Linked DNA regions of Homo sapiens: region 2 is linked to region 1. A link is an interaction called in ENCODE POLR2A ChIA-PET data of the cell type or tissue named here. Cell type or tissue: Panc1. All regions are shown on one strand. Each heading gives the region's core, and the rest is flanking DNA. Links, peaks and the distances in the headings are about the cores only.

What was found. Peaks named below come from ENCODE experiments on the same cell type or tissue, not always from the same donor. Only the 100,000 strongest peaks of a DNase experiment are listed, where the experiment ranks them.
Region 2: POLR2A ChIA-PET joins it to region 1 with 16 read pairs; 2 of 35 experiments call an interaction of 5 or more read pairs at or near these places.

Annotation. Positions count from the first base shown.
Region 1 is chr11:44,021,619-44,033,295 of GRCh38, reverse strand. It overlaps a transcript of ACCSL not described here. Among named protein-coding and RNA genes, the nearest start is that of ACCSL, 21 kb to the left of the region's middle. In Panc1, for the core only: no CTCF peak of the experiment used is centred there; no DNase peak of the experiment used is centred there.
Region 2 is chr11:44,517,452-44,529,128 of GRCh38, reverse strand. LOC105376646 (a long non-coding RNA gene) reads left to right here and starts at 3,063. Exons shown (of 5, transcript XR_931232.1): 1 at 3,063-3,650; 2 at 5,091-5,290; 3 at 6,521-6,626; 4 at 8,194-8,458; 5 at 10,151-10,302. RefSeq lists an enhancer at 1-492. In Panc1, for the core only: a CTCF peak has its summit at 5,436 (motif pointing left); a DNase peak (open chromatin) is centred at 5,391.

The DNA of each region.
Region 1 (11,677 bases), core at 3,682-8,681:
CAGCCACTTACAGACCACGTGGCCAGGCAAACTACGTGGCCATGGGTGAGTTACTAAGCATCTCTGGGCTTCAGTTTCTCCTCTGTGAAGGAAGGTCAGGGAGGAGGGCTGGAGAGGTTATGTGAAATAACAAATATAAATTTGAGCCTCTTCCTTCCAAGTTCCATCCTGCCATCCACCAAACCCGACTGTTCGTCCACCTGACCATTTAAACTTTCATTCTTTCATTATTAACTTTTGTTGAGCCTTACTCCACTGTGCACTCACCAGTCTTCTGAGACTGAGGCTGATACAAGAAACATTTTGGAGGGAGTTCCTGCCGACTCCTCCCACTGTCGCCAGGGAGGCTTGAGCTCTGTAGAGAAGTCTCCACCCGCGTCTCCCTCGGGGGAGCCTCTCAGAGATGATGAGCTGAGAGTTTCTGTGGGACTTTTCCTCCCAGTCATACCACATTTGTGAGTTCCTTCCCACTGGGAAAATTCTTGGCAGGAGGGCTTTTCCTTGATTCTGAAAGGCCCATTCTGACCTACTGGGCTTCTGTTGACCTAGGTCTCCCTCAAACCTGGACCTGCAGAGCTGGTCTTCACCACTTCCCTTCTTCGTAGGAATTCTTGAGCGGGGACAATGCCCACGTATCCGCCCGCTCCCCACTCCAGTCCACTCTGCTATGTTTTCCCAGAGCTAGGAGTGCTTATTTAATGCCTCAAGCCTTCCAGAGAGCAATTTCATCATGCCCCAGCCCCAGGTTATTGGGCGCATTGAGGCACCCCAGACACTGTGCTGAGCACTTGGCAATGTTATTTCATCCTCCTCCCCGCACCCTGCAGCTGCCTGGACCATTGCTGACCCACAGTGAATAATGCCTTCTGGTATTCACGCCCTTGCACATGGACTCTGGATTTGGCCATGTGACGTGCTTCAGTCAGCGAGACATGAACAAGAGCCATGCAAGCAGAGCTTGACAAGTGCAGTGGGTGGTCCAGAAGCCAGTGCCATGCTGCAGAGCAGCTCAGACTGCAGAGTGACGAGAGGACATGTAGAGAGAGACCCTGGAAGGTGAGGCATCTTGCATATCCCAGCCCCAGCAAAGCACCCATTAGATTGCAGCCACATAAGCAACCTTGGCAATGCCATGTGAAGCAGAAGGACCCCTAACTGAGTCCCATTCAGCAACAGAATTGTGAGAAATAATACATTATTGTAGTCTTAAGCCGCTAAGTATGAGGACAGTTTGTCACACAGCAATAGAAATTTGAAATAAAACCCTCAGACCCAGATACTATGATAATCAGTCCCATTTCACCGATGCTGACTCTGAGATTCAGAGAGCTTGAGGGAATTTCCCAAGATTGCCCCTGAGTAAGTGAATGTGGTGGCCGTGAAACATGCACCTTGGATCTCCTGCTGGAGGGAGTTTAATTGACTGACAGCCCCCGCGACTGTCCACCTGCATCCGCCACCATCCACACTAAGGCTGTGTCTTCTCCAGGGCTGCCCCCAGCCAATAAATGAGCACAGCCAAGGTACTAGCACAAGCCTCTTCCTAGGAGACGTGAATTCCTCCATCAGTCTACTTTGGCTCAAAGACTCCCCATCAGCCTGACTCAACCTTTCTTGGAAGTGTGTGGCAGTGCAAGACTCTTCCTACCTCAATCCCCATCCTTCTGTCTTCTCTCCCTGGGTCACACAGTCTGAAGGCCCTCCCACCTCCTCCTGCTCCCTCTCTTTCATCCATTGCAGGTGTTTCCTCCAATAAATATATTGCATTTCTAATCCCACCCAGTGGGAAAGCTAAGATTCAAGCCCATGGAGCCTCTGTCTTGATGCTTTCCTTTGTTTTCCTCGAGACACTTTTCCTCCTAGGAAAAACGAGCATCTTCAAAAATCAATACCATCCAGATCTCAGAAGTTCTAAGGCCACAGGAAAGGAAAACTTCAAAGACAAGAAAAACAAGGTGCAGGAACCTCAGCAGATACCCTGGGGGAGCCGGACTGACATCTGGGTCTTCAGGAACTGATGTGATCCAGGAGCCTCTGCTGGAAGGGATGGCAGGGGGCAGGATGACGTGCGAACGTTTATTCTCTGTCCTGAGCTCTTTACACACATTATCTCATGGAATCCTCCTAACCATTCACAAGCCAAGTAGTACCATTCCCATTTTACGGAGGACATGAGTCTCAAAGAGGTGAAGCAGGCTGCCTTGGGTCACACAGCTAACACAAGGCAGGGCTGAGACTTAAACCCCAATGGAGGGAAACAACAGTCAGGTGCCTTCCAAATCCTGGGTGTAAATCCCTGCCTTTTGTGTGTTCCTGGGAGGCCTTGGGCATGTTGCTTAACCTCTCTGAGTTTCAGTTTCCCCGTGTATAAAACTAGGACCCTCCTTGTCTCTTCCTCCTAAGAGCATTGTAAGCATAGAGAATGAGTCTTGTGTGATCATGTGTTAGATGTGTTAGTCAGACCTTGACTCCCACCCCAGCCTCCAGACCAGCCAGTTTTCCATTACACTGAGTTGTTTCCATCCTATTGACACAAACAAGATAAGAATTTTTTTTTAAACCCAAACTCCAGGCTGATCACAAATTACACAAGAGTTGATGTCCATGTCTGATTCATAATCTGGTGTTGCCTTCGTTTCTATAAAAAAAACAATACATCAACAACAAAAAACCAGATAAATTAGCAAGGGACACACAAAAATTGAAGGCTCCAAGCCAGGATCCAAAAAAAATCCCCTGGATTCTTTCCCCATGAGGGGAGGTTTTCCACAGGGACGCAGTCCTGTGCCTTGGCTCAGAGACTCATGCTGCTTTCTCCTTGAAAAAGCTCCTGGGCTAAAAATAGCCAAGCAGCAGGCGGCCCCTTCTGGGGCTTGGAGAATAGGCGGGGAGGGATGGAGGGGAGGGGGCCTAGGCTTCTGGACGTCTGTGTCCATGAGAAACAGGAGGGAGAGTGGGGCTCTACAATCTGGGGTTTTAGGGAAAGGTGGGGAGAAGGGGCTTTGTAGTGAAGGGGAGAAAGAAATGGGTCAAGACTCCTCAAATTTGTTGAGCCAGAGAATCCTGAGGAATCACTACTAGTGTTCTCAGATTTACTGGGGAGAGAGAAAAGGGCCCAGGGAGAGACAAGTAGACATTGATAGACCAGGAAGAGAGAGGCAGGTCACCACTGTCACTAAGCAAGGAAAACCAGGGGGAGCCCCTTTATACTAAAAAAAAAAAAAAAAAAAAAAAAAAATCAACCAAAGAAACAAGCAAACATAAAATAAAATAAAATAAAATAAAATAAAATAAAATAAAATAAAATAAAATAAAATAAAATAAAAACAAGGCCCAGGGGACCCTGGTTTGACTGTTTGACATGAACCCAAGTCAATGGAGTCACTTCCAAGAACCTCATGTTATACAAAAGTTATCCCCTTGCCCTTTCAGTTCTGTCCCAGGGACCCCTGCTTAGATTCCATTCTTCTTTATCCTAAGTGATCCCTTAGCCAATCCAAGATCACACTGCTCCTCTGGAGGGCCAACTCACCAAGCAATCAGGCAAGGATGTAAGCAGAATCGGGGGCTCTATGGAACTTGGGGTTATGGACTCTTTGAAATTAGAAGGTATCTTCCAGATTATTCATACTCCCTTGTTTAGGCCTCAACATGCAGATGGGGCAGCTGAAGTCCAGAAAGGGTGAGTAGCTTGTCCAAGTCACCCAGCAAGTGTGCCAACTCCCAATCCAGCACCACCTCACTGCATGAGCTGCCAGTGATTCATTCTGACCAGGACTTCATTCATTCAGCAATAATGACTGAGCACCTACTCTGCACCAGGCACTGTTGCAGGTGCATAGGTATCCAACGGTATACAGAGAAAGCCTCTCTGATAAGGTAGCATTTGAGCAAAGGTTACCTGAAGGCAGCAAAGGGTGAGCCATGAGAATATCCAGAACAGTCTAGTCAGGGGCAACAGCAAGGGCAAAGGCCCTGAGGCTTCTCATGTTGAAGGAACAGCAAGAAGCTGGATGGCTGGAGGGGAGTACTCAGAGATGAGGTCAGAGACAGAACAGGAGGGACCTGCAGGCCTCTGGAAGGATCTTGGCTTTCTCCTAGAGAGGCCAGAAGCCTTTGTAGGGTTTTGAAGAAGACTAGATCTAATTTAGCACATAGAAGGATCCCTCTGATTACAGTGTGGAAAAGATGCTGTTGCAGAGGCACAATGGCGGGGCCAGATAGGAGGACATCATAATAGCCCCAGGGCAAGGTGGTGACAGTGTGCTCAGCATGATCACTGCCCGGGAGTGAGAAGTGGTTGGATTCTGGGTGGAGGTCAAGCCTACAGGATCACCACACCCCAGCCCAGCCTGAACACACCTGTTCTAAAGGACACATCCATTCCAAACTTATTCCAAACTTATTGTTTAAGCTAACTCATTTTTCTACTACTTTGTGGCTTACAAAACATTCCTCCTGTATGATTCCACATGACCCTCATCACAAGCCTATGACATATGTGGAGAAGTCATTATTACTCTTATTACCCTTATTTTACAGACAAGGAGACTGAGGCACAGACAAGACTGATGAAACAAGGCTAAGTCCCTTGGGCAAGGCTGCTCTATCACACAATCCAGGATTTGGGTGCAGAAGCTTTGTCTGCTGACCCCTGGGTAAGGGCTCCCTGTGCCACACACTCTGCTCAATGAAGGTGACGCAGGGATGACTAGAGGATGCTGGCAGACCCATGGAGCAGCTGTAATAAATTTGGTTTATGGCTGAGCTGTCCCAACACAGCAGCTACTAGTCACATGTAGCTGTTTAAATTCAAAATGTAAAAATTAATTCTTTAATCATATTAGCCACATTTCAAGTGCTAAATGTGGCTGGTGGCCACCATACAGCACAGCACAGATAGTAAAACATTTCCATTATCAGAGAAAATTCTACTGGACAGTGCTGGTACAAATAACCTTTCCTGCCCACTCCAACTCTAACTCCCAATGTCAGAATTGAGGGCTTGTGGGTAGAATGTGGTGCCATGCCAACTTCCACTACTCTCAGCTTTTGCCCTGACAACATACCACCTGCACCATATCTTACTTATCTTAATAACTGATTTTAGATGGACTCAATTTTTTTTAAGAGATAGGGTCTCACTCTGTCACCCAAGCAGGAGTACGGTGGCATGATCATAGCTTACTGCAGCCTCAAAATCCTAGGCTCAGGCAATCTTCCCTTTAGCCTCCTAAGTAGCTAAGACTATAGGTGCATGCTACCATGCCCAGATAATTTTTTTGAGAAGACTTGTAGAGATAGAGTTTCACTCTGTTGTGCAGACTGGTCTCACACTCCTGGCCTCAAGTAATCCTCCTGCTTTGGCCTCCCAAAGTGCTGGGATTACAGGCATGAGCCGCCACACCCAGCTTAGATCGATTGACTCACTTTTTAAGCTTAAATATCTATTATATATATGCCTTGTCCTAAGCACAAAGTCATGGGTTTGGTGTACAAATTATGCATACACACAAACATGCAGGCAAAGTTGTTGAATGATGATCTATATATTACCTTAAATTATCTCATTATTGGGAAACACTGGTATGGTGGAGAGGCATGGGCTTAGAAATCAGAAAAGGACTTCACCATTTAACCAGTTGTATGCCCTTGGGAACATTTCTTCACCTCCTTTAACCTTCACCAATCTTTAACCCTCAGTGGGGCTGAAAAAGGGGAAAGAAGAAGGAGGGGAAAGGAATTAACATTTGATGAGCACTTACTCTGTGCCAGGCAAAATGCTAGGTTTCACTATAAAGCTCTCTACCTAATTTTCATAGGAACTCAGCTGGTCCTTTATTGGAACATTTACTTTACATATAAGAAAGCTGAGGCTCCAAGATTTAAAAAGCAAAAGCAGAACTGGAAGATTCTATAGGCGGCTATGAAAAGCTCCAATTTATTTCTGGGAATCTAGAAGTCCACATGCATGTTCAGAGGCATGCACATACCCATGAAAGATCTAAGAAGGCCCACATCTCTCTCCTCTGGCTGACCTTGAGCCTCTGCCCAAGGAAGTAAAGGCTAAGGCAGAGTTGTAGACTGTCTGCCAGAGCATTAAAGACATGCCCCAATGAACACAAAATACCTCTTGGCAAAGGCTGAGAAACTTATTGTATCTAGGCGTTTAAGGAAATCTCTGTCCAATCATTAAAAGACCAGTAAGCTAACAAGCAGACTTCAGGGATCACGCATGATAAAGAATATAGACTTTAAAGAATTAGTCGGCTGGGTGCGGTGGCTCACGCCTGTAATCCCAGCACTTTGGGAGGCCAAGGCGGGTGGATCACTTGAGGTTGGGAATTCGAGACCAGCCTGACCAACATGGAGAAACCCGTCTCTACTAAAAATACAAAATTAGCCAGGCGTAGTAGCACATGCCTGTAATTCCAACTACTCGGGAGGCTGAGGCGGGAGAATGGCTTGAACCCAGGAGGCGGAGGTTGCAGTGAGTTGAGATCATACCATTGCACTCCAGCTTGGGCAACAAGAGTGAAACTCCATCTCAAAAAAAAAAAATTAGTCTAGATAAGTCACTAAATAAACAAACAATGACAATAACAAACCCTAGTGAAGGGACAGAATCTGATTTTCAGAGTTGCCACATTATGTTATTTTAGATGTCCATATTTCAATTTAAAAATTACAGGACACACTAAGAAACAGGAAAGTATGGCCTATACATAAGAACAAAAAGCATTCAATTAAAACTATCCCTCAGAATGCCCAGATGTTGGATTTACTAAAGACTTTAAATCAGCTATGATAAATATAGTCAAATAACTAAAAGAAGTCAAGCATAAAGAATTAAAAGAAAGTAATGAGAACAATGTCTCACCAAATAGAGAATATCAATAAAGAGGTAGACCTTTTTTTTAAGGAAGCAAATAGGAATTCTAAGTTAAAAGCACAATAGCTGAACTGAACAGTGTATTAGAGGGGCTCAACAGTAGAATTGAACAGATAAAATAAAGAATCAGAAAACTTGAAGATAGATCAATTGAGATTGTCCAGTCTGTTTAGCAGAAAGAAAAAAGAATAAAGAAAACCAAACAGAGACCTGTGACAAACCATTAAGTATACCAGTATATGCATAATGGGTGTCCAAGAGGACAGACAAGGAGGTAGAAAGAATATTTGAAGAAATAATGGCTGAAAACTGCACAAATTTGATGAAAATATTAATCTGCACACCCAAGAAGCTCAACAAGTTCCACTTAGGATAAATTCAAAGGGTTGCACACCTTGACACACCCTAGTCAAATGGTTAAAAGACAAAGAAAAAGTCTTGAACACAACAAGAGCAAAGTTACTCATGTACAAGAGCCTCTTAATAAGATCAGCAGTTGACTTTTCATCAGAAACTATGGAAAGCAGAAGGCATGGGGATAACATATTCAAAGTGCTGAAAGAAAAAGACTTTGAACATGAATTGTATATCCAGCAAAACTATCTTTCAGAAATGAAGAAGAAATTAAGACATTCCTAGATTTTTTTTGTAACTGAGAGAATTTATCACTAGCAGACCAATCCTATAAGAAATACTAAAGGAGTCATTTAGGCTGTATGAGCTAGCCAGGAACTCAAATCCACATGAATAAATATAGAGTATAAGTAATCACATAGGAAAATATGAAAAACAGTTCAAAGATATGTTTTTGTTTATAACTCTTATTTTACTATCTGATTTAAAAGATAATGGTATAATTCAATAATTACAAAACTGTTACAGTCTTATCATGCATAAGGATGTAAGTTGTATGCCAACAATAGTAGAAAGGAGAGGGACAGCAATGAACAAAGTTATGTTAAAATAAAGTTTTTGTATAGTATACTATTGAAATTAAGTTGATACTAGTACAAACTAGATTGTTTTAAGTTAAGGTATTAATTGTAATTCCCAGGGCAACCACTAAGAAAGTAATTTTTTAAAAAAAGTGAAACAAGAAGCAAGTTAAAATTATATATTTAAAAATATCCATTTAATACAAATAGGGCAGCAATGATAGAATACATAGAGAAAAAGACATAGGACATTTAGAAAACAAATAACAAAATGGCAAGTGTAAACCCTACCTAAACGGTAATTACAATAATGTAAATGGATTAAATACTCCAAGCAAAAGGATAAGACATATCATCCAATTATATGATGTTTATAAGAAATACACTTTAGAATCAAACACATAAACAGATTGAAAGTAAAAGAATAGAATATTTACTATGCAAATGTGCCTAAAAGAGAGCTGGAATTGCTATATGCAAATGTAAGACAAAATAGACTTTAAGACAAAATCATCATTGGAAACAAAGAAGGGCATTTTTAAATAATAAAATGATAAATATATCATAAAAACATAACAATTCTATGCATCTATGCACCCAACAAACAGCCCCAAAATACATGAAGCAAAAAATAACAGAAATGAAGGGAGAAATAGACAATTCAATAATAACAGAAACTTTAATACCTCACTTTCAATAATGAATATAACAACCAGGCAGATCACCAGCAATGGAATAGAACATTTAGACAACATATAAACCAACTAGATCTAATGAACATCTATAGAACTCTCTATCCAACAACAGCAGAATACACATTCTTCTCAAGTGCACATGGAACATTCTCCAGGATAGACCATATGCCAGCCCATAAAACAAGTCTCAATAAATTTAAAAGTATTTTTTTCTGACCACAATTGAATGAAATTGGAAATCAATGTATTAGTTAGGGTTGTCCAGAGAAACAGAAGCAATAGGATGTATACACACACACACACACACACACACACACACACACACACACACAGAGAGAGAGAGAGAGAAAGAGAGAGAGAGATATACATGGGAGAAGATTTATTATGAGGAGCTGGCTTATGCAATTATGGAGGCTGAGAAGTCCCATAATCTGCCATCTGCAAGCTGGAGACCCAGGAAAGCTGGAGGTATAGTTCCAGATTGAGTCCAAAGGCCTGGAAAACAAGGGAGCCAGTGATGTATATCCCAGTCCAAGAGCAGGAGAAACTGATGTGCCAGCTCAAGTAAACAAGCAGGAAGCAAAAAAGTGAATCCCTCCTTCCTCTGCTTTTTGTTCTATTCAGACCATCAGTAGACTGATGATGCCCACCTACACTAGGGAGCACAATCTACTTTATTGAGTCCACTGATTCAAATGCTAATCTCATCCAGAGACACCCTCACGGACACACTGAGAAATAATGTATAATCTGTATACCCATTGCCCCAGTCAAATTGACACACAGAGTTAACCATCACAATAACAACAGAAAATTCAGGAAATCCACACATATGTGGAAATTAAACAACACACTCTTCAATAACCACTGGATTAAATAATAAATTACAGGGGAAAGTAGAAATGATCTGAGATTAATAAAAGTGAAAACACAACATACCAAACTTATGAGAGACCACTAAATTAGTACTTAGAGGAAAATTTATAACTATAAACATTTATATTTTTAAAAAAGAAAGCTCTCAAATAAATAACCTAACTTTCCACCTTCAGAAATTAGAAAATTAAAACCAAACTTCATCCACAGCAAGCCAGAGGAAGGAAATAATAAAAACTGCAGCAGAAATAGAGAATAGAAAAAAAAAAACAGATAAAATCAACAAAACTAAAAGTTGGTTCTTTGAAAAGATAATGAATTGACAAACCTTTAGCTAGACTGACCAAGAAAAAAGAAAGAAAAAATTCGAGTTACAAAAATCAGAAATGAAAGAGGAGGACATGAGTACCAATCATACAGAAATAAAAAGGATCATAAGCGAATACCAGAAACCACATACGCCAAAAGATTAGATAACTTAAATGGAAAAATTTCTAGAAAGACACAAACTACTCAAATTAAATCAAGAAGAAATAGAAGATCTAGGTCGGGTGTGGTGGCTCATGCCTATAATCGCAACACTTTAGGAGGCTGAGGCAGGTGGATTGCTTGAGCCCGGGAGTTCAAGACAAGCCTAGGCAACATGGCAAAACTCTGCCTCTACTAAAAGTATAAAAAAGTAGCTGAGCATGGTGGTGTGCACCTGTAGTCCCAGCTACTTGGGAGGCTGAGGTGGGAGGATCACCTGAGCCCAGAAAGTCTGCAGTGAGCTGCAGTGAGCCATGATGGTGCCACTGCACTCCAGCCTGGCCAACGAGAGTGAGACTCTTTCTCGAAAAAAAAAAAAAAAAAAAAAGAAGAAGAAGAAATAGAAAATCTGAATGGACCTATAATAAATAAAGAGATTGAATTAGTAACCAGAAAACTTCCCATAAAGAAAAGCATAGGCCCAAAATTCTTCACTGGTGAATTCTACTAAACATTTAAAGAAGAATCAACACAAACTCTTCCAAAAACAGAAAAGGAGGGAACACTTTTCAACTCATTTCATAAGGCTTGAATTACCCTGATATCATAGCCAGACAAAGCGATCACAAGAAAACTACAGACCAATACCTCGTATGAATATAGACACAAAAATCCTCAACAAAATACTTGCAAACTTAATGAAGCAACAAATAAAAATAGGATAAAACACCACAACCAAGTGGGATTTATTCCAGGAGCGCAAGATTGTGTTAACATCCAAAAATCAATCAATGTAAGCCAGAGCAATCAGACAAGAAAAGGAAATAAAGTGCACTCAAATGAGTAAAGAGGAAATCAAACTGCCTCTATTCACCAATGATATGATCGTATGCCTAGAAAACCCTAAAGACTCATCCAAAAAGATCATAGATCTGATAAATGAATTCCGTAAAGTTTCAAGATACAAAATCAATGTACACAAATCGGTAGCACTGCTATATACCAACAGCAATCAAGCAGAGAATCAAATCAAGAACTCAACCTGTTTTACATAGCTGCAAAAAAATAAAATACATATGAATATATGTAACCAAGGAGGTAAAAGACCACCACAAGGAAAACTACAAAACACTGCTGAAAGAAATCATAGATGACACAAACAAATGGAAACACATTCCATGATCACAGATGGGTAGAATCAATATTGTGAAAATGACCATACTGCCAAAAGCAGTCTACAAATTCAATGCAATTCCCATCAAAATACCACCATCATTCTTCACAGAACTAGAAAAAACAACCCTAAACTTCATATGAAACCAAAAAAGAGCCCTCATAGCTACAGCAAAACTAAGCAAAAAAAAAAATCTGAAGGCATCACATTACCTGACTTCAAACTATACTATAAAGCTATAGTCACCAACACAGCATGGTACTGGTATAAAAATAGGCACATAAACCAATGGAACAGAAGAGAGAACCCAGAAATAAAGCCAAATACTTACAGCAAATTATCTTCAACAAAGCAAACAAAAACATAAGGTGAGGAAGGGACACCCTATTCAACAAATGGTCCTGGGATCATCAGCAAGCCACATGTAGACAAATGAAACTGGATCCTCATCTGTCACCTTATAAAAAAATCAACTCAAGGTGGATCAAAGACTTAAATCTAAGACCTGAAACCATAAAAATTCTAGAAGGTAGCATTGGAAAAACTCTTCTAGACACTGACTTAGGCAAAGAGTTCATGACCAAGAACCCAAAAGTAAATGCAACAAAAACAAAGATAAATAGATGAGACTTAATTA
Region 2 (11,677 bases), core at 3,203-8,202, 500 kb before region 1:
TTCCCAGAGCACGACTGCTCCAGGTGAAGGCAGTCCCCCACTGCGTTCAGCCAAGGTCACCAGAAGGAGGGCAAGAGTGGTGGGGCCTCGGCCCTGACCCTTCCCTCCTTCACAGCAGGGCCGGCTTGCGGATTTCAGTAGCAGGGGCTTCCCGTGCCCCACCCACCCATGGGGATCCACATTCCACCCTTTGAGATTCATTGCTTTGCCAAGGGCGAAGAAAACTAAGCATGAACTGGGAGTCTGATAAGCCCAGGTAGGAACCTGGACCTCTTTCATTAGCTGTGTGACCTTGGGCAAGTAACTTAACCTCTCTGAGTCTGTAGAATAGGGTTGCTGTGTGCCTGATGCATAGTAGGTGTTCATTAAAATGACCATCCCTGTCCTTTGTTTCTACTTGAAAAGAAGTTTTTGCTGCCTGGTGCCATCCATTGCCAAAATCCATGGGCTCCTTCTTTCCCTAGCAATAACAGACTTTAGGAAAGTGAACAAGTAGCATCAGTAGCCACCAGGCACTGTGCTGGGTGTTTCCATCACTGCAGAGGAAACTGAGCACAGAGAGAGACGAAGTCAGTTGCTCAACATCACACAGCAACTAAGAGACTAAGGAGACTCAAGTCTAGATCTGTGTAATTCCAAGACCTTGGTCTCTGCAGTCCACCGTGCCATCTGCCTCTTCTTATGATTCACAGACTTCAGACTCAAAAGATCAGAGGCATTCCGACAGGAGAGTAAGAAAGTGGCAGTGGCAGGGAAGAGGCTTTGGGGCCTCAAGAATGAGGGCTCAGGCTGGTGAGGCCTGGTGGAGCAGAGGAGGGGAACTCACGGTGGAGAGGGCACCAAGGTCAAAGTTTGTCTCCTCATAGCTTTGCAGAGGGAGGTCCCGCACCATGCTCCCGGGTGACTCACATGAAGTGCGTTACCGGGGGAGGATCAGGCTGGGGCTGGTAGGGAGCTGAGCTATCCAGGAGGAGCCAGGAATGGACCCACACCTCGGACATTCATCTGCCTGGCCCTTTGCTCCCTGGAGGGCAAGGATTTCTCCTTTGCCTTTGGGGGAAACTGGGCACCAACTGTCAAGCTCTAGAATTAGAGGAGTCTTCTCTGAGCCTCAGAAAGCTTGGTCCCCTACCCCCTCCAGGCTGGCCACAAAAGGAGGGCTTCCATCCTGGGAAAGGACCCCTTCCCCCATGCCACTTGATTGAATTCAGCAGAGCCTTTTATTTCTAATTCAGGAAGTGTCCTGACAATAAAGACATCATCAATATATTAACTCACCTCTTCAAAATTTCAAGCACATTCTAGGGAGAGATTTTCCAAACGGAAAACAAAACTGCAATAAAGTGAACAATGTGGTCCCAGCTGTCGTTGCTTTTATGATCGGGCTTTGAGAGGACGGCACCAGGGGAGATGAGAAAAAAACTCGCAAAACAACCCGGAAGGGTGAACTCCCACTGTCAAGACGTTCATTCCAAAATCGGCCTCCACGCCTGGGCATTGCTTCATTTCCATCTGCCTTTGCAAAGAAATTGCCAAGAAGCAATGGCTATTTGCTATTTGTTCACAGTGGCCGTGCTTTTAACCCTATTGACAACCTTGTGGAAAGGCATTCCAGTGCATTCTGGTATCTGTGAGGTTGCTGGTATCTGTGAGGCCTGTTTTGTTGCACACAGGAGCTGTACTAGGATTTATTTGTGGGACCTGGTTCAATTCAGGGCTCACAGTACGCTGTGGAGGAGACAGGTCTCTCCCCATGACATAGGTGAGGAAAGCTAAGGTTTGAAGAGGGACTGGCTTGTCCAATGTCACACAGCTAGAAGGCAGCAGGGTTGGGATGGGGTCCCAAGGGCTCTGACCCGAACCCCCTTGCTGAGAGGAAGCCAGAGGGAGGCGATGACAGAGGAGCGAGGCCCCTGAGGCTCTGGTTTTGGTGGAACTATCAGGGCCCCTCCAGCCCCACACCTTCCTTCACCTTCTGAGTCAAAGTGGAACCAATTTCTCCTTAGTGGGAATTCACGAATTCACACATTCACTCAACAGATATTTACAGAGAATCTTCTAGAAGCCAAGGCTTGTGCTAGTGCAGGGATGGCATCATAAATAAAACACCAAGTGTGGAAAGGTAGCAGGCAGGCCCCCGGCCTTACTGAATTTCAGGGGTCAGGCCCCTCCCACCTGTCGCCCCCAGGGCCCTTCTTGAGGATCTGCCTCAGGTTCTTCTCCACGCAGGAGGAGCAGCCCTCAGACAGGGGTGGGCCGAGGCTGCTGGGGGAGCCTTTGCTGGCTCCCCTTATTGCTCCCCACACCCCACCCGACGTCTACCCCAGATCCTTATGGTTTCAGCTCTGTCTGGGATAGGCCTGGGGCAAGGGAGCCCCCAGAGAGCCTGGGTCAGCTCGGATGAGGGGGCGGGGAGGAAAGCGGGTCGAGCAGAGGTGTGTTTTGAAATCTGCTTCCTTTTGGCCACGCTTGAACTTCCAAGCGGCAGGGTTTGACTGACAGGCGGGGAGAGGGAGAGCCTGCTCCCCACGGAGCCCGGGGCAGAGATGGAGGGGCTCTGCAGGGGCTCAGGCCCGGGGGGCTGCATCCTCTGCCCTTCCTCCCCCTACTCTCAGCAGGGCCTGGAGAAGGGGGTGGGTCTGGGCTCCCTGAGCCCAAAAAGGCCAGGGTTGGGGTGAGGATCTTGGGGTCAGAGACAGAAAAATCTCAGAATCACAGCAGGTCTGAGCCCCTTGGAACGCGTCTGACCACAAAAACAAAAGCACCATCAACAAGGACGGGTATCATTTACTGAACTCCTGCTGCTCATTCGTCAAAAGCTCAGAACATTGCCCTGTGTGCCTCGTAAATGCTGTAGGCATTTGTGAACCAGTAAATAAGGGGAGCCCTGGGACTGCCATTTGTCCTTCCCTCTCAGAAAGCGAACGGATGGATCCTCTACTTTTCCCTGGCCCTCCCCTGTGTCTCGGGGCTGACTCCTGCCAACTGTTGATATATTTCCCAGGCTCCTTTGCCCGCCGGCTTCCTGTTAGTCTTGGCCAATGGGAAGAACTGGATGGAGATCAGCGGGCGGGGCGGAAGGGAGGAGCCAGGGTCTTCCTCCTCATTTCTCTCTGCTTTAGTGGCAACTTGGGAAGTGGTTGGGTCACCGCCAGGGTTCCAGCTCCCATGGGCAGCCCCCTGCCTGACTGTGGTTCCGGTGTCCCACACCTAGTCTGGTTCCCAGGCTTTGGGTATCGGCACTTCCTCCCCGGTCTCTGGAGTCCCAGGTTGTCACAGCTGCCTGCCGCTGCTTGTCGGTGGGTGGCTCACCATCCCCGGTCAGGCCTTTCAGCTCCTCCAACACCTTCCGAACTAGCTCCCTATATCACATGCCCTCTGTTGAAATACCTGACTTGAGTTCTGGTTTCCTAGCTGGATCTTGACTAAGAGAAGCCCCTACTATGTGCCAGGCTGGGATCCCTGCCTTCAAGGAGCTTACAATCTAGTGCGGAAAGGGACGTTTGTCAAATCATCCCATGAATATGCATAAAAGTTCAGACAGCACCCAGTGCTGTGAAGGCCACTGTCGGTGAGGGAAGACCCTAGAGAGGAGGCTTGATCTCACTTGGGGCCTGGCAGGCACCTCGAGGAAGGGATGTATCTAAGAGGTAGTGTGTCTGATGCTCTGTGTACACCATTTCTCAACCTTGGGGCAATCCTGCAAGATCAGGGTCACTGTCCCCATTTTGTAGATGAGGACATGGAGGCCCAGCGAGGAGCACCCTCTGTTGCAGCCTCAGGATCCCGGGGAGACTGGCTGTGACTGGGACTCGGGTCTACCCACTCTTTGCTGCCTACTGTCTGGGACTGACATTTTGCAGAAGAGGGAATCAGCCTAGAGAAGCACAGTGACTCCTCCAGGGCCACCAAGCCAGGGGAAACCAGGTCACCTCGTCCTGGTGTAGATCCTGAAGGCTGCCTCTGCCCTGTGAGATTTCCCATGTCACTGCTCATTTGCACACTCAGCGCTTCCTCCTCCTCCTCCCAAGCTTCCTTCCAATTGGCGGCTGAGGCAGCATCAGAAACCACAGTGCTGGGCCCAGTGCCAGAGCCTCCCCCTCAGTGACCCCCTTCCCACGTCCTGAGTTTCTGAGACTAGCTCTGTCCAGGGGGAAGCTTTTCCAGCCCTTTCGAGCCCACGTGCACTCGAGAGTATGTGTGAAAACGTGCACTTACCTGGAGCATGTCTTCCCTGTGGTGTGCAGCGAGGGGCAAATAGGGCCCTCTCTAAGATTAGCCCCCAACCCCCGCCCCCGACACACACACACACTAATTTCCACAAGTATGGGCAGGACTTTCTGCTGAAGTCATCACAGATGGGTGGAGTTCGGGGGTGCTTGGTATCCTGGGGGTTTTCAGGGCAGTGTAGCCCCTGCACCAGGCGCTGCGTGCCTGGGGAGACACCAACAGCTTGCTGGCTAGGTGGTGGCCAGGCAGGGACAGAGAGCAGGCCCAGAGGGAGCCGGGGAGGCAGGACTCCAGGACATCTGGGCTGGGGGAAGGTGGAAAGTGCAAAATATCCGTGCAGGAGGTGAAGGCCTGGATGTGTAAGGCCCTGAGGTCTCTGACAGGAAGTGAAAACCTCAGGGAACTGGAAGCTTGGCTGGGAACAGGCCGTGAGAGGGAAACTCGGCCACACGGAGAAGCCGGCCGAGGCCTCCTTGAGCAGATGGGGATACTGAGGCTGAGGCAACTGCTTTGCTCAAGGGACTGGGAGTCTTTTTTATTTTCCACCCCACCGTTCCTAGATTAAAGCCAGCTGAGAATATTGCTTCTGTGACAGCCCGATTACCTTGGCCTAAATTTTCTAGTGGGTGAGGAGAGGCAGCACTGTGCTAACATAGCCAGCTTTTTTTTTTTTTTTTTTTAACTTTTTTAGTGACAGGGTCTTACTCTATCACCCGGGCTGGAGTGCAGTGACACAATCAATGACTTGCTGCAGCCTTGAACTCCTGGTTTCAAGCAAACCTCCTACTTCAGCCTCCTGAGTAGCTGGGACCACAGGCATATGCCACCACACCTGGCTAATTTTCCAATTTTTTGTACAGACAGGATCTCATGTTATTTAGGCTTGTCTGGGACTCCTGGCCTCAAGCAATCCTCCTGCCTCGGCCTACCGAAGTGCTGGGATTACAGGCATGAGCCACTGCACCCGGCCACCAGCATTTGTTAAAGTCTCACCACGGATCAGGCTCTCATCTAAAAAACTTGAAGTTGTCATTCTGTGTCCTTACAGTAACCCCTCAAGGTAGGTGTCACTCTCATCTCCATTTTACAAATGAGAAAAGAGGCTAACTAAGGGAAGTTAAAGAGCTTGCCGAAGATCACATAGCCAGAATTTTAATCCGAGGATCTGGAGCCTCTTTTGCGGTGCCATCAAAGGCTTGCTGGCTCCCCCTGGTGTGCCCTCAAGGCAGCTGCCTGTGACTGTCCTGTAGGGGAAGCTTTGCAGATAGGGGACCTTTGTAGATCGTCGATATCCTGGGCTCTGCGCATGCTGTGGTTCCTCTGCCTGAAATGCTCTTCCTGCCTCTTCTTCTTCTTCTTCTTCTTCTTCTTCTTCTTCTCCTTCTCCTTCTCCTTCTCCTTCTCCTTCTCCTTCTCCTTCTCCTTCTCCTTCTCCTTCTCCTTCTTCTTCTTCTTCTTCTTCTTCTTCTTTCTTCTTCTTCTTTTTTTTTTTTTTTTTGATACGGAGTCTTCCTCTATTGCCCAGGCTGGAGTGCAGTGGCTCAATCTTGGCTCACTGCAACCTTCGCCTCCTGGGTTCAAGAAATTCTCCTGCCTCAGCCTCCCGAGTAGCTAGGACTACAGGCGCACACCATCATGCCTGGCTAGTTTTTTTGTATTTTTAGTAGAGACGGGGTTTCACCATATTGGCCAGGCTGGTCTTGAACTCCTGACCTCGTGATCTGCCTACCTTGGACTACCAAAGTGCTGGGATTACTGACGTGAGCCACCGCGCCCAGACTTCCTGCCTCTTTTCTAGTGTCCTGGCCTGCTTTGGAGCTCAGTCTGAAGTTAGCTCCTGCTTTGGGGGTTACCTCCCCCTGAACTCCAGGCTAGGCTGGGTTTCCCTGTTTTTCCTCCCAGAGCACCTGTATATCTTCTTTGTAGCATTCATTCATTCATTCATGTTTCATTCAGTAAGTATCTACTCAGAGCACATGGTAAGTCAGGTGCTGGAGACAGAGCACAAAGGGGTCACAACTCCCACCCTCGTGGTGTGCACTGTCTAGTGGGGAAGACAGGAAAACAAAGAAATGCATAACCTTGTACCAAATACTCATACTCCTACTTTTTGAAAAATCAGGAAAGGGGATGGAGATTGATGGGGTGGTATTTTAGACATGGGGGTCCGGAAAGGTCACTCAGAAGAGGTGACATTTGAGCAGAGATGTGAGCAAAGTGATTTGTCATAGCATGCCTTAATTATTCTCTGAACTTCTGTCTCATGCCTGTCTTTTCTACTGGGCTATAGCTGAAGACAAAATATTTGCCAGTCTTGTTCATGAAGGTATTCCAATGCCTAGAACATTGCTTTTGCACATAGTAGGTGCTCAACAAACGGGCCTTGCACACAGTAGGTGAGTAAATGAGTGAGTGAATAAATGAATGAATGAATGAATGATGGAGGCAGAAAAATCTTTGCAGGCTCAAGTGCTAACTCTAGTCCTGTGCTCCACAACAGTTGCAGACATGTCAATCTCCTCCTCAAAGCCTCCCTTTCCTCCTAAATAGGGAATTAATGGGGAGCTTGACCGATCCTTTGGGACAGGTGTTAAGAATCTCAACTGGTTAAAAAATCTGGACCCAAAATAGATGATTAAGAGACCCAGAAGGCAGTGGGGCTGTGAGGACGTGGAGGGCAAAAAGGCATCCAGTTTGCATTGCTCCAATTCCTCCCCAGACAGCCAGCCTCGATGGACTGTCTGTAGTCCACACTTTTTTTTTTTTTTTTTTTGAGACTGAGTCTCGCTCTGTCACCCAGGCTGGAGTGCAGTGGTGCAATCTCGGCTCACTGCAACCTCCGCCTCCTGGGTTCAAGCGATTCTTCTGCCTCAGCCTCCCGAGTAGCTGGGACTACAGGTGCGTGCCACCACACCCGGCTAATTTTTGTGTTTTTAATAGAGGCAGGGTTTCACCATATTGGCCAGGCTGGTCTCAAACTCCTGACCTCATGATCCACCCACCTCGGCCTCCCAAAGTGCTGGAATTACAGGTGTGAGCCACCACGCCCAGCTGTTGTCCACACTCTTATTTGAGCCAGAGTACCCATCAGGGAGGCTGAGGTGGTGGGAGAAGGCTGCTTCCTGACTAACAGCTGTGCCAACTCCAGAGCTGCAGGTCCAGGCAGGCAGGGACCTCAACCCCAGCACAAAAGGATGTAGAGGGGTAGGAGGCCAGGGTGACTTGGGAGCCAGGGGCTTTATCCTACCAAAGGAAAGGATCTCTCCTGGAGCGAGGTCAGTGGAGTGGGTGTTAGCGAGGGCCTGGGCTTTAGGGAGGCTCATGGATGACCCAAGAGTTTCATGCCTGAAGGCTCCTGTGCTCCCCCAGTGAGAAGGATCAAAAGTCCACCTGCAGGGTCTCAGCATTCCCTAGGTCCGCCCTCCAGAGCTGAGACCTAGCTGAGAGAGAGGAGGTGTGAGAAGAGCTGAGGGGCCTTGGAAAGAGTGTGGGACATCCTAGAACCCTGGCTCAGCCACCTGCTGGCTGTGACCCTGGCGGGGCATGTCCCTTCTTTGGATCTCAGTTTTTCCACTCTGTAAAATGGGTTGATCATCATAAGGCTGACCTCACCAAATTGCTATAAGGATCAAATCAGAGGACATATGTGAAGTCCCATTACTGTGCATATGTGAAGTCATATCACTGAATCTATGGGATGCCAGACTCAGAAAAACAGTAGCAAGGGAAAAAGAGAAAACTTGTTCCATGTTTGCTGATTTTCCCCAAGGCTGGTGCTTCACGGACTTGACAAGCACTTTTGTATTTTGGAATCAGACAGACCTTGGTTTGAATCCTAGCAAGTGATTCTCCAAGGCTCAGTTTTCCTGTCTATGAAATGAATGGATGAACACAGTCAGTAATAAAATACTGAAATGCTGAGCACAGCCCCTGGCTCATAGTAGAGCGCAATAAATGGTTTAGTTAATATCACAGGTTAAAGACGAAGAATAAGGGGGATCCCTGCCTTGATGGACAAGGAGAAAAGCAGGGCCCTGATGAGGGAGCCCCGCACTGCCAGGATGGAGCAGGAGTGTCAAAGGAAGCCTTCCAACAGCGGTGGCACAGGCGCCAAGGCAACAAGGAAGGGTGGGAGCTCTGCAAGGCACCGGGCACTCCAGGCAGAAGGACCTGTGTGGGGAAAAGCAAGGCAGCTGGAAAAAGCAAGCGGAGCTGCGAAGGCGCCAAGGTATAAACACAGACCAAGAGCCAAGGGTGGGGCCGGTACAGGGGGTCACTGGGAGATGCCAGCACCCTCCACCCAGGCGTCCTTCGGGGCCAGCCAACCTAAGGAAGGAGGCCAGGCCTCACGCCCCTCTGTGCCTGACCCCTAGCCACACTGCCCTGTGGGGCCCGGCCTGGTTTCCCCTCCACTGCTCAGGGCGGAAATCCAGCAGGGGCAGCCAGGCCGACATCCAACCCTCCCACCGCAGGCCTGGCCTCAGCCCCTCTCCGGGCCTTTAACGAAGCCATAAATCCCCCGCAGGGCCGTGGGAGGGGCGGCGGCCCTGCACATGTCCCGGCGGCCGGACAGAGGCCGGCATCTCTGGCTGGCGGTGACTGAGCGCCCCGACACCCCATCACTCATTCCCCGCGCCCAGCTGCCCCCGCCTCGGCAGCAGCCCATCCATCTCAGCCGGCAGCTTTCAAGTCCGGCCCCAGGCCCCTCTGCTTAGTGTTAAGATGAGCCCGGCTCACGCGGACTGTTCTTATTTATCTGGAGGTTCGTCCCACTGTGGCCATCACTCTGCGGGGCGGCCCCAGTTCCCGGGACAGGCCCCCAGAATGCGATCCTCCTCCGTTTCCTTTCCCGCCCCCACCTGGCAACGCACAGAGAAGGCCTGCAGCCCGAGGGCGGATTTGTTTCAGTCGCAGGTCGCTGGGCGTTTTGACCTCTGCTGTTTTCTTGGAAGGCTTTCAGCAGCCCTTTGAGGCATCAGTGTCCGTGCTCTGTAGCGGTGGAAACTGAGGCACAGAGAGGGAAGCTCAGAGTTCTCCTGGCTGTCTGGCTCTGATGCAGGACCAGTGGCCAATCTTTGGCCAAATCCTGCGAGGCCTCCTGGGGCCTTTGCATGGCTGCCTTGCAAGTTTGGTCAGATCAATTTTCGTCCAGCATTCTCTGCTACACTGCAAAGTCCTCCAGGGCAAGGATCCACTCACGGAGGCCTTGCTGGACTCAGTCATGGGAAGGGGGAGATTAGTGTTGGGGTTTTGGGCATGTTATGCATTGAATGTTTGTGTTCCCCCCAAATTTACATGTTGAAGCCCTAACCTCCAATGTGAAGGTTTTAGAGGTGGGGTGTTTGAGAGGTAATTAGGTTGAGATGTGGTCATGAGGGTGGAACCCCCATCTTGGGATTCACGTCCTTATAAGGAAAGGAAGAAACACCAGAGTTACACCTCTCTGTCTCTCTCCTTGCCACTTGAGAACACAGTGAGAAGGTAGCCAGGAAGAGAGCCCTCACCAGGAACATAATCTGCCGGCACTTTGATCTTGGACTTCTAGCTTCCAGAACTAGGAGCAATAAATGTCTGTTGTTTAAGCCACCCACCCTGTGGTGTCTTGTTAAGCCAGGCCAAGCTGACTACAACAGAAGGGTCGTTCTGGAATCAGATAGAACTGAAGCCCTGACTCTGCCACCTCCCAGCTTGGGGGGAATCGTTGATGTCTTAGTCACAGTTCCTCTTCTGCAAAATGAGCACAAGTGCCAGAGCCCTCCAGGTCACACATGCAAACTTCCAGGAGCCATGTGGGTCTGTCAGGGAGCTCCATGAAGGCCCACAGCTTCATTTATGATCACCATCACCCTCTCAGGGGTGCTTGGCATGGGGTCCTCAGAGGGCAGATGGCCTTCTGGGTTTAATCTTGTCATCTCAACAGTTCAGGGGCCCTCGCAGACCAGACATATTTTGCCTGTGGTCAAGGAATCCAGGCTGGGCAGAGTCTTCCATCTTGGAGGCGACTGGAATTCTGACAGCCAAGCATGGAAGCCACAGTCATCTCTCAGAGGATGACCACCTGTGTCTTTGAGGAATAAGAAGGGGGAAATAAATTAATTATTACTTTAAAACAAAGTTTGTTCAAGAGATAGAAATCTTTCAAAACACAGGATAATAAAAGCCACCTCCCTTGGGGAAAAGTCTGGGAAGCTCTAACTTGGTCCTGCCCCAAGCCCCACACCCCCACCAAGAGCCCTCTGAGGGGCGGTCTCCATTCTACAGGGGAAGATATTGAGTGTCAGAGTGCTGACCTGACTTGCCCCAGGTCACACCTTTAGAGGCCAGGCCAGGCCAGGCCTCCGCTCTGCAGAGGTAGGGCCCTTGGGCAGGAAGAACTGGCCTGGCACAGGCTTCAGGCAGACCCGCATCCCTGCCTGGCTCTGCCACCTGCTGCTGAGAGATTTTGAGCAAATCACATCTCCTCATCAACCAAGATGGTGTGAAACCACTTGAGTGAGTTAAAGCACTGTTCTCTAGGTGACAAGGCTCTAGTGCACATTTTCAGAGATGGGGTCTGGTTCCTCCTGACCCCCCAGGTTCTGGTGTCCACGGTCCCCAGTTCCCACAGCCTCCTTCTGCAGCCCCTGATGCCTGTTCTAGGGGCCGAGGGCTAGAGGTCTGGCTGCCAGGGTGAGGTGGTGCTTCTTAGAATAGGGTCCCTTGTCTTCTGCTGCTTCCCAGACATGGAGATCTCTTTGATCATGGAAGATGGGCTAAAGATGCTTGTATCTTTGAATTTTTGGTTATAGTCCTTTTGGACCTCGGGACATGGAAGACAGAAGAAGAACTGGCTTATTCATGGGGAGGCAGCACAGACATCCAGGCTGCTATTTTTACACTTGGAAAATGGATGAGAGGGAGGTTGGTTAAATGATCTGTTAGGAACCTCCTGGCTGAGGGTTGGCTGCAGACATCCCTGGTGCATCTCCTGCAGGAGGCAGGCTTCTCTGGGTCCCTGTCCACCCAGAGGATTGCAAACCCCACAAAGCCCAAGCCCAGAAAGATTTGAGTGACCAGCCCCTTAGAAAAATCAGGATCAGAGAAGGAAAGTGGTTTACCCAAGACCACACAGGATATGAATGGAGAAGCCCAGGGAACAACCCAGGTGTCCCGACCCCAGCCCAGGGCTCACCCACTGCACCATGCCATGTGCGTTAAACAACCTGATTGTTGAATGAATGAACAAATGAAAGTTCATTTAGAAGCTCTAATCACCTCCCTCTCTCTTCTCCCTTATTCCCTCCCTTCTTTTTTTCTTTATTCTTTCTTTTCTCCTTCCTCCTCTCCCTCCTCCATTCTCTTTACACACACACACACACACACACACACACCCCAAATGTCTGCTCTGGGCCAGGTCTTGTCTTGGCTACTGGAACACTAACTAGCTGACCACATGCCTGTCCTCTGG